Regions from separate parts of the Homo sapiens genome. Here region 2 is linked to region 1. A link is a contact called in ENCODE Hi-C data. All regions are on one chromosome and are shown on one strand. Each heading gives the region's core, a stretch centred on a gene start or an enhancer-like site at or near the end of the contact. The rest is flanking DNA. Distances are from core to core; before and after follow the strand shown. Region 1 holds the start of RELCH (RAB11 binding and LisH domain, coiled-coil and HEAT repeat containing). Region 2 overlaps PHLPP1 (PH domain and leucine rich repeat protein phosphatase 1).

Region 1 (4,627 bases), core at 118-2,617:
ACATTACTTAAATTAAGGCATTGAAACTGAATTACATCAACTTTATCTCAACAGAACAAATTTTGTGCAGCAGAAAACCCAATTTTGGCGGTGAAAAAGTCGTCCCAAAGACAAAGGGTCTTAAGTACATCTGACTTTTCGGAGACAGCAGCAGTGTGTCCTATTCTTTCTCTCCTGGCTCAGACTCAAAGAACTACTGCAGGCAATTCAGGTAACACTATTTCCTGGTAGTGTGATTCAGGTAACTGGAGAAAAAGGAAAATGCTTAAAGCAATAAACTAGTATAAAAGGGAACCTTCTGGAGTCCCGTAATAGCCAGTGAACTAGAAACTCTTGATATTTTATAGATACTGACACCAGTAGGGGAGCCAGGAGCCAAGTGCAACACCAGCCAAGGGTTGGAAGCAGGCAGAGAGAACAGTCATTGCCTGATCCTCTTGCTTCCACCGCAAAAGAGCGCCCCCACCCCAATACTCTCGTTCCTTAAAATGTCCCTATCGGGACCCACGCAGAAATACCCCCTCTCCCCTACAGTAACTCCGTACAATCCCAAATACCCTGCCGGAGTGTGACAGGCTGCGTCCACTTACTGAGCTGTCCCCCGCCCGACGCTGTACTCGGTTCCCGACCTCCAGCGCCCCCAACGCCGGCTGCTCCAGGGACCCCTGGCGCCCCCATCCCCGGCGGGGTTCCACTTTGCCTCTCGAAGTTGCCTGGATTGGAGAAGTAGTCGCGCAGCCGAGGCAGCTCCCGGCCACTCTCTAACAGCTCGGTATGCAGCTCCAGGGCGGTCAGCAAGTATTGATCGCGCAACAGCTGAGCAGCGATCGCATCAATTGATAATCGGGCCGGGGTCTCCCCGGTGCCCCCCAGGGCCACTGCAGCCGCCGACGCCTCCCCAGGGAGCCCTGGCCGCGCACTGCTTCCTAAGGCCACGGGATCCTGTGGCGACAGCGAGCCCGCAGAGCCAGGATCTAGGCCACTTCCGGCGCCCAGCCGAAGTACTGCCCGCCGTTCCTCTGTTGCAGCTACCTCGTCATCGTCCTCATCCGAATCACTGAGAAATGGATTCACGCCGCCACCACTGCCACTACCTCCAGGCGCCATCGCCGCCATCTTATCCTGTCAGGAGTGTGGGCGCCTCCCTGACTGGTTCCGACGGGCCGCAGCCCGAATCCTCTAGGCCTCAGGGGACACAGCGCACCTCCACAGCCCCGGCCTGACCACGTCCTGCCTCCCGACTTAGAGACAAGGAGTACGCTCCAAGGCAGGAGATCCGGATGCAGCTGCACCTGATGCCTCAGCCTCTGCTGCACCAGCAGCCCGGCTCTGCAGGCGTCTTCCTGGTCTCCAGTCTCGCGAGAACTGGAGCGTGCCCCTGCCCCTCTCCCCGATCTAGCCCCGCCCCAGCCCCGCCCCAGCCCACTTCAGCTCCGCCCATTCCCAGCGCCAGATAGCAAAGATTGAAGGCCCCGCTCTCCGCTCAAAAGCAAAACTCCACCCACGACTCCTCCATGATTGGTCAGAGAAGGAAGGCGTGGAGCGGACTGACGGGAGACTGGCCCGAGAATTATCGCGATAGCAGCAGCGGCCGGGCAGGTATTGGGGGCGTTCCGGAATTGAGGGGTGGTTGTAGTGGTGGCTTAGGAATACCCTCCCGGCTATCGCTTCAGTGGGTAGAGGGGACCACTGCCCGAGAGCTTTAATGGAGCTGGGTCCTGCCTTCGCGCTGAGGAGCCCTCGTTTTCGAGATCAGGCCTGACCGGGATAAGCTCCAGGTAAAGTTCAGGGACCAGTGCGCGGAGGGTGTCGGCGCCCAAACTGTGGTGTCGCGCCCGCGGACGCGCTGTTTCCCTACTGCGCTGCACTTTTTCTCGCTATTTGCTGCCAGTGGTGACATTTTGTCCCCATGGATAGCAAGTGCCCAGGCCTGTAGTCGGAATGTGACTTCCTTTCTTTTCCCTTCTCTGCCACATGCTTGCACACTCGGGAGGCCTAGCGACAGCACGACTTCTCAGCCCCGGAGGTGGTCCTGCCTGTGGGTGGGGACGGGGGCTGGAGAGACTAAACGGAAAAGGGAACGCTGAGGTTGGCATTTGCCTGGATCTGGGAACATCGTCGAGTTGGAAAACAAATTGTTAGGTACTCAATAAACGCTTAGGATTTAATACACGATTTACACAACAGGGACCCTTCAGAATATCTAATGCTGTCTCACCAGTAGACAGATAAGTAAACTTAAGCCAAGAGTGGTTGTTATAAAATCAGCTCCACGCCGGGCGCGGTGGCTCACGCCTGTAATCCCAGCACTTTGGGAGGCCGAGCCGGGCGGATCACGAGGTCGGGAGTTCGAGACCAGCCTGACCAACATGGTGAAACCCCTTCTCTACTAAAAACACAAAAATTAGTTGGGCGTGGTGGCGCAAGCCTGCAATCCCAGCTACTCAGGAGGCTGAGGCAGGAGAATCGCTTGAACCCCGGAGGCGAAGATTGCAGTGAGCCGAGGTCGCGCCACTGCACTCCAGCCTGGGCGACAGAACGAGACTCCGTCTCAAAAAAAAAAAAAAAAAAAAAAAAAAATCAATTCCGCTAATAAGGAGTCAAAGGAATTAACATCATTTCTCTTATGTCCCAAACGATTCTTTATCCACTGTCTCCTGCAACATTTCTGACTCGTTCATGCAGGCTAGAATCAAGGTTTTGGAACTTAGAACTATTTTAAAAGTTGAATGCTTCAGAGAGTTTTGATTTTTTTGATGAAATGTTAGCATATAAAGTACATATCCTAAGTTTAGAAGATCAACGTTTATCTTTTATGTCATTCCTTGATTATGATCTGAAAAGGTAAAGGAATTTCCAGTCAATACAATTAGACTGCTATTTCTTATGGCTCCTATTTTTTTCACACACAAATGACCACTTTTCCAGGCTTTAGATTTCCTTTCTTAGTGTACAGGTAAGTGACATATTACATTCAGTGTGTAGTAAACATTCCACAGTAAAGTATCTCCCGTTAGCTCCATGGAAAAATTAAAATAGACGATTCTTACATAACCTTAGGTCAGGTTATTGGTTTACATGTAAAAGTATGCCAACAGTTAAGAGTAGGCTTTAATTTCAATATACCCAGGCTCAATAAACTAAAATTTTCATTTGAATGGGGATTTGGGTTTTTAAAATTTTATTTTTGCTAGAAGTTTAAAAAAAAAGTACCAAGAATTTAAACTATTTTTTTATAGGACATTAGTTCCCAATGTTTTAATGATAAATAGTTTTCTGTGCCATATATTAAAAGTAAAACATGGGGAAAAAAATCCCCCCAAATAGAATTGAAATGGCAAATACTGTATCCTGTTAGAGATTTCTTAGCAAAAGGGATTGCTGATCCGTATTTTAGTTGGATTTTCCAGAGAGATTAAAATGGAACCAATTTCTGGAATCCAGGAATGGAGGATTAGTGAATGGCATGGGAAGGGCATGATTAGAAATGGATTGTTTATATACAATATTTCCATCTCCATGATTGGGAAATTGAGAAATCTCCTGCATTTAGGATTCCTGAAGAGGATTATGCTTATAAGATAGAAAAGCTTAAGTTCAGATCCCAATTCTACTCATTATTTATTGTGAGACCTTGAAAAAGTTACCTAACTTCTCAGCCTCACTTGCATTCGTCTATCAAAGGGGATAAGGAAAGTACACAGAATTGAGAATGTTCTTGTCCCAGTGCCTGGTACCTGCTACACAATAACTATTACTGTGGTCACTTATTAATTATTGAAATATTAGTATGTGTTGAGAACATTTGACAAGTGTTTAAAAATAAAACTAATATCAATCGTTTTGGCAGTGCAAGCCTGAAAAAGCAATTAAGTCAGTAGGGCTGAAGGGAGTATCTTTAATTTGGGGTCTCAGTTCTAAAACACAAGTTGAAAATAGATTTAAAATGTTTCCTCAGAGTTGTAAGAACTTGCATGTAGAGGAATTCTTCCCATACAAATCTGTGGTTTTCTGCTTCTATTTCTGCCTCCTATCCTATAACCATGAACTTGTGTGTTTGATCTTGTAAGCCCATTAGAAATCAACTGCCCAGTCTTCCCAGTATGTACTTTTCTTTTCCACAATACACAGAGGTTTGGTTATTCGTGAATAATGTATAAGTAACACACACTGGAATATTAAAAATTACCGATCACTACTTATAATAATGTATTATTAATAGTGTTGGGAAATTTCCTTTCTACTTAGTAAGATTTTCATTAATCTAGGCCCTTACAACTAATGTTTCATCTGACTAATGATAGTTATTAAAGCTTGTGCCTTAGCAATGAAGATGTAAAAGATGCCTTTTTTCAAAGCACGTCAATCATTTTAGTATTTAAAAAATTATTTTAGGTTTTAATAGTCTTAAAAGAACCACAAGTAATATTCTGAATGCAAGTTTTGGTTGACTTGAGGTTTTAGTAATACCTCATGTTTTATTGTTTTTCAGTGTGTGGTAAACATCCACAGATAAACTAGATAACTTGTATTGGTACATGCATATATCTTTTTAAAATTTTAATAGTTATGTGTTTGTTTTGGAGGTATTTCTTTTTCAATAAATCTGAATAAATTGTGATTTTCT
Region 2 (4,789 bases), core at 126-2,625, 680 kb before region 1:
TATATTCCTTAAATTTAAATCAGCAAAAAGTTGTCTTCTTCACTGACTCTACAAAGAAACTTACCATATTTTATGAAAAATCATTCTCTATTGCAAATAACAATAATCTTAGTATTAAGACTATCTGAGTCATCTAGAGATATAGTTAACATAAATGAAGCACTATTAATAAAAGAGATAAACAATGTATTATAGTTATTAGTGACACATATAATAAGGAAAGAAACCATCAACACCACCAAAAATTACCCTGATGTTTGCCTCTCCTCTATATTTTGAAAACTAACTTGAAGAGTTCCAATGCCAATAAAGGAAAAACAAACAGCACTAGTTCCAAGAACAATGTTTTCCCTCTGAAACTGCTGACCTGTGTGTGTACATCAGCATGCCATCTTTCCAGATTTAGAATGTTGGTGCAAATACCAATTTAAATGTTCTGTGAAAATAGCTCATTTGTTAAAGGTAAAAATTTGTAGTAGAAAGAAAAATTAAGGGGATATGTGCTTAAGATAAAATGTCTCTGAACTCCTACCTGTTATAATTATATTGTACTTTAAGTTTCTCCCTGGTTATTTGTCCTAACATTGTAACCTAAAACTTAATTCCTTGAAACTTAGGTAAAAACGTAAAAATAAATTACCCTTTGGCATCTAAAATGTTCCCTGTGAAACATACATTAGAGATTACCACAAATTCCTAAACACACAAATAAAAATAAGCAACTAAATATATGGCATATTTCGAAGCCACCACACTAAGTGACTGGACATTTAAAAACCACGTTAATGCTTTCTGCAGTACTAACATGACTTTCTTAAATACACATTATACATTTAATTCCTGGTATTAAATATATGTATATAAGAGGGGGGTATATATGCATGTGTGTACTTATCAACTTATTACTCTGGAATCTTAGCAATAAAAATTTTTCTTGGACAATGGAAGTGGGAGACAAACACCTCATAGTAGTGTGTAATGAAAGAGAAACTGGTGGCCGGGCACAGTGGCTCACACCTGTAATTCCAGCATTGTGGGAGACCGAGGCTGGCAGATCACAAGGTCAGGAGTTCGAGACCAGCCTGGCCAATATGGTGAGACCCCCCTCCGTCTCTACTAAAAATACAAAAATTAGCCAGGCGTGTTGGCGCGCACCTGTAGTCCCATCCATTCGGGAGGCTGAGGCAGAAGAATCGCTTGAACCTGGGAGGCAGAGGTTGCAGTAAGCCGAGGCGAGATCGTGCCACTGCACTCCAGCCTGGGCGACAGAGCAAGAGCCCGTCTTAAAATAAAAAGAAAGAGAAACTGGTATAAAGCCTAGTTTTTTACAAAGAGCAGCAAAACAGCAGCTTCACCAGTTACTCCGATACCACATAGGAAGTCCCCTAGGCCTATCTTCCCCATGCTTAAAGCAACAGAAAGAACAAAACAGAAATCTTTTATTGCAGTGTAAAATTTTAAAATTCTCTACCTTAAACAAATCAAAATCACTGCCTTATATTACACAGTACAAAGTACAAGCTGATAATATGTCACTTGGTATGCTTTGTTTTGCTTTTTTAAAAGAAAAGTCAGTGAAAGAAGCTGGACTCAAACACATATTGTGTGCTCCATTTAGATCAAGTACAAAGACAAGTGAAACTACTTCATGATGTTCTAAGTCAGGATAGTGATGATGTTTAGGGTAATAAAGAGAAGGGTACAAGGACAGCTTCTGGAGTGCTGGCAATATTCTCTTCCTCATATGTGTACTGGTTACATGGATGTGTTCACTTTGTGGAAATCCATCAAGTTATACACTCATATCTGCCTTTTCTATGTTTTTTTATACTTCTACAAATTTTCAAAAGGTTACAGAAGGAGGAGTAAGACCCCAGATCCTCTCCCCAATTCCAGCAGAGGACAGTTTATTCCCTGGAAGAAAACGAACCAGAGTCCCTGATTCAAAGACATCAGGCATACTACATCACAGCATGACAAACAGGGAAACTGCTTTCTTCGGCCCTTCATTTGACCCAGGGAGGTAATTTGGAAGAAAGAGAATAGTCTGTCAAAGCATCAGGGAGGTAATTTGGAAAAGAGAGAATAGTTTGTCAAACTATAGAGCAATAAGAGAATGAAAACCACTGAGTTAATTTCTTATTTAGTTATACATACAGCTTGAGTATTCTCAATGATTCTTCTTCATCTTGAGATTTTAAACAACAGCTGAAAGATGGCTCATGTCCAGTGACTTGGTTTACTTTTATATTCAAAATATTTCAGTCTCAGTGTAATATACTCATTTTCTGAGATGCTGATTATTGAACATATGATCTCTAAAAAGATAATTCCAGAAGTCCATCTGGGTAGCATCAAAGACTCCTTTATCTCCTTTCATACCACATGGCTCAGTAATACTGTCTTATCAGACATGTGTTCTTTGCAATTATTTTTCTGATCAATGATAGGTTTGGGAAATTAGAGAAAATAAATGTCACTGAAAACAAAGTATTAACTAAATTTGTACATTTAATGTTAATGTTTACATATACAATTTTAAGATACAACTTTTTTTTTTTTTTTTTTTGAGACAGAGTCTCGCTCAGTCACTCAGGCTGGAGTGCAGTGGCGCCATTTCAGCTCACTGCAACCTCTGCCTCCCAGGTTCAAGCGATTCTCTTGCCTTAGCCTCCTGAGGAGCTGGGATTATAGGTGTGCGCCATGACGCCTAGCTATTTTTTTGTATTTTTAGTAGAGACGGGTTTCACCATGTTGGCCAGGCTGGCCAACATGACCTCAAATCATCCACCCACCTTAGCCTCCCAAAGTTACAGGCAAGATACAATTTTCATCTAAAATAGTCTGAAGTTATCCCTTATTGATTTGGTACACATGCAATGCTATAGAAACTGGCTTATGGAAGTTAAAATGAATAAGACATGATTGTCAAAGGATGACGGTATAATCTGTAGTATTGTTTAATTCTTTGTAATTACTTAAGTGTCAAAATATCTCTCATAAATTGAAAAGAAAAAAGTTATCAAGCATAACAGAAAACACTGTTCTGAAAACAGGGAAGTTAAATAAAAATCCACATATGGCCGGGCACAGTGGCTCACGCTTGTAATCCCAGCACTTTGGGAGGCTGACGCGGGAGGATCACAAGGTCAGAAGATCGAGACCATCCTGGCTAAAACAGTGAAACCTTGTCTCCACTAAAAATAGAAAAATTAGCCGGGCGTGGTGGTGGGCGCCTGTAATCCCAGCTACTCAGGAGGCTGAGGCAGGAGAATGGCGTGAATCTGGGAGGCGGAGCTTGCAGTGAGCCGAGATCGCCCCACTGCGCTCCAGCCTGGACAACAGAGCCAGACTCCATCTAAAAAAAAAAAAATCCACATACTAAACCTTGAGATTCTTCCTCTCTTTTCCACTCATTACCCTAAATCTTGGCATGCATCGCCGTGGCAGAATACCAAAGGGTTTCTCTAGTAAACTGACACCCCCTGAGGAAAAGGTCCACACACTGTCTTTGCTGTGTAGCAGGCCAGAAGAACAAGCACATACCCTGGCTCCAGGAAGAAAAAAGTCTCCAAGAAAAAGGTGCTGAGAGGAATATAAGAATTCCGTCAGAAAGCTTACAAATACCAGGGGAAAAAGAAAAGTATACAAGTGATAAAGTGAGGCTGCTATCAAGCCAGCACAAGAAAGGAAATATAATCACTGCAATTAAATCCCTTAGCTGTGAATAAGTTCCAGGTTCATAATAACGTAAACAGTGAGTACTGACTTAACCAAAAATTAACACCTATATATTGAGAGGATAGGGGAAAGAGAAGTTAGTACATGTGGTGTGGGGTAGATGGGGCGTGAGACAATGTAAATGAATGAAATCCTTATCTTCCATAGTAATGAGTCAACATATAATGTCCAATAATGAAAAAATCAAAACATAGCAGTATACACATAATATTTAGAAAGAGAAAGGAAAACGGCAGAAAGAGCCAAAAGATTCAAAAGGGTTGTCTAGGGAGCAGGACTTGGATGTAGGGATGGGCTGGAGCTTCAGGCACCTACTTCTTATTGTAAACTTCACTGCTTATTAAGATCTTTAAAAATCTATATAGGGTGTTACTTTGATGAAGGAAAAAGGCTTAAATTTTTAAAAATACAAAATAAAACAAAACCAAGAAATGTAAAAAACAGTGGGCAACAAAAATAGGGCTAACCTGCAGAGGGAAAATGACAACAAGACAATCAGCTCTCAAAGGTAGCGCAACAGACCAGGTGAGGGTTGAGAAGTACTTTTACTATAACAGCTGGGGAGAGAGGGTGTGTGCAGTAGAGGGATGGGAGCAGAGGAGAAAAGAGGATGAGCTCAAAAGATATCACACAGAATCAACAGACATGGGGGATCAAGTCGGTGACTCTGTAAGAACTAAAAGGCAAGACAGAATCTGAATCCTCCTGAAGTGGGTCATGCCCAAAATATCCCTCCACCTGGATATTTATTCCACAAATACTGGCTCTTTGGGAGCATTTTAATTTTCTTTTTATTTAGGTTTAAAATGTTTGGATTATTATGAAATACTCAAATTTAAAAAATGCAGAAAACTGTAACATTCATCGGCATTAACTATACAGCGTTTTAAAATACTAACCTTTTGGGCCAGGCGTGGTGGCTCATGCCTGTAATCCCAGCACTTTGGGAGGCCAAGATGGGTGGACTACCTGAGGTCAGGAGTTTGAGACCAGCCTGGCCAACATGGCAAAACCCCGTCTCTACTAAAACTACAAAAATTAGCCAGGC

What was found. A loop is a pair of places that touch in the nucleus more often than their neighbours do. Pooled maps may share reads with other maps.
Region 2: a map of naive thymus-derived CD4-positive, alpha-beta T cell shows a loop between it and region 1 (5-fold over the local background). The contact joins the enhancer-like site here to the promoter of RELCH in region 1. A Hi-C loop is called at or near these places in 1 of 168 maps with a recorded cell type or tissue (naive thymus-derived CD4-positive, alpha-beta T cell), 1 of 37 single-sample maps with no recorded cell type and 8 of 50 pooled maps.

What each region holds. Positions count from the first base shown.
Region 1 is chr18:62,183,995-62,188,621 of GRCh38, reverse strand. RELCH (RAB11 binding and LisH domain, coiled-coil and HEAT repeat containing) reads right to left here and starts at 1,367. Exons shown (of 29, transcript NM_001346231.2): 1 at 591-1,367. The coding sequence starts at 1,116. PIGN (phosphatidylinositol glycan anchor biosynthesis class N) reads left to right here and starts at 1,566. Exons shown (of 31, transcript NM_176787.5): 1 at 1,566-1,778. RefSeq lists silencers at 682-901, 1,852-2,064 and an enhancer at 1,052-1,261.
Region 2 is chr18:62,866,402-62,871,190 of GRCh38, reverse strand. All of the region lies in intron 4 of PHLPP1 (PH domain and leucine rich repeat protein phosphatase 1), which reads right to left. Among named protein-coding and RNA genes, the nearest start is that of PHLPP1, 150 kb to the right of the region's middle. Within about 2 kb of position 1,375, at least 5 of the 41 ENCODE cell types and tissues checked have a DNase peak (open chromatin) inside an H3K27ac peak, as active enhancers do.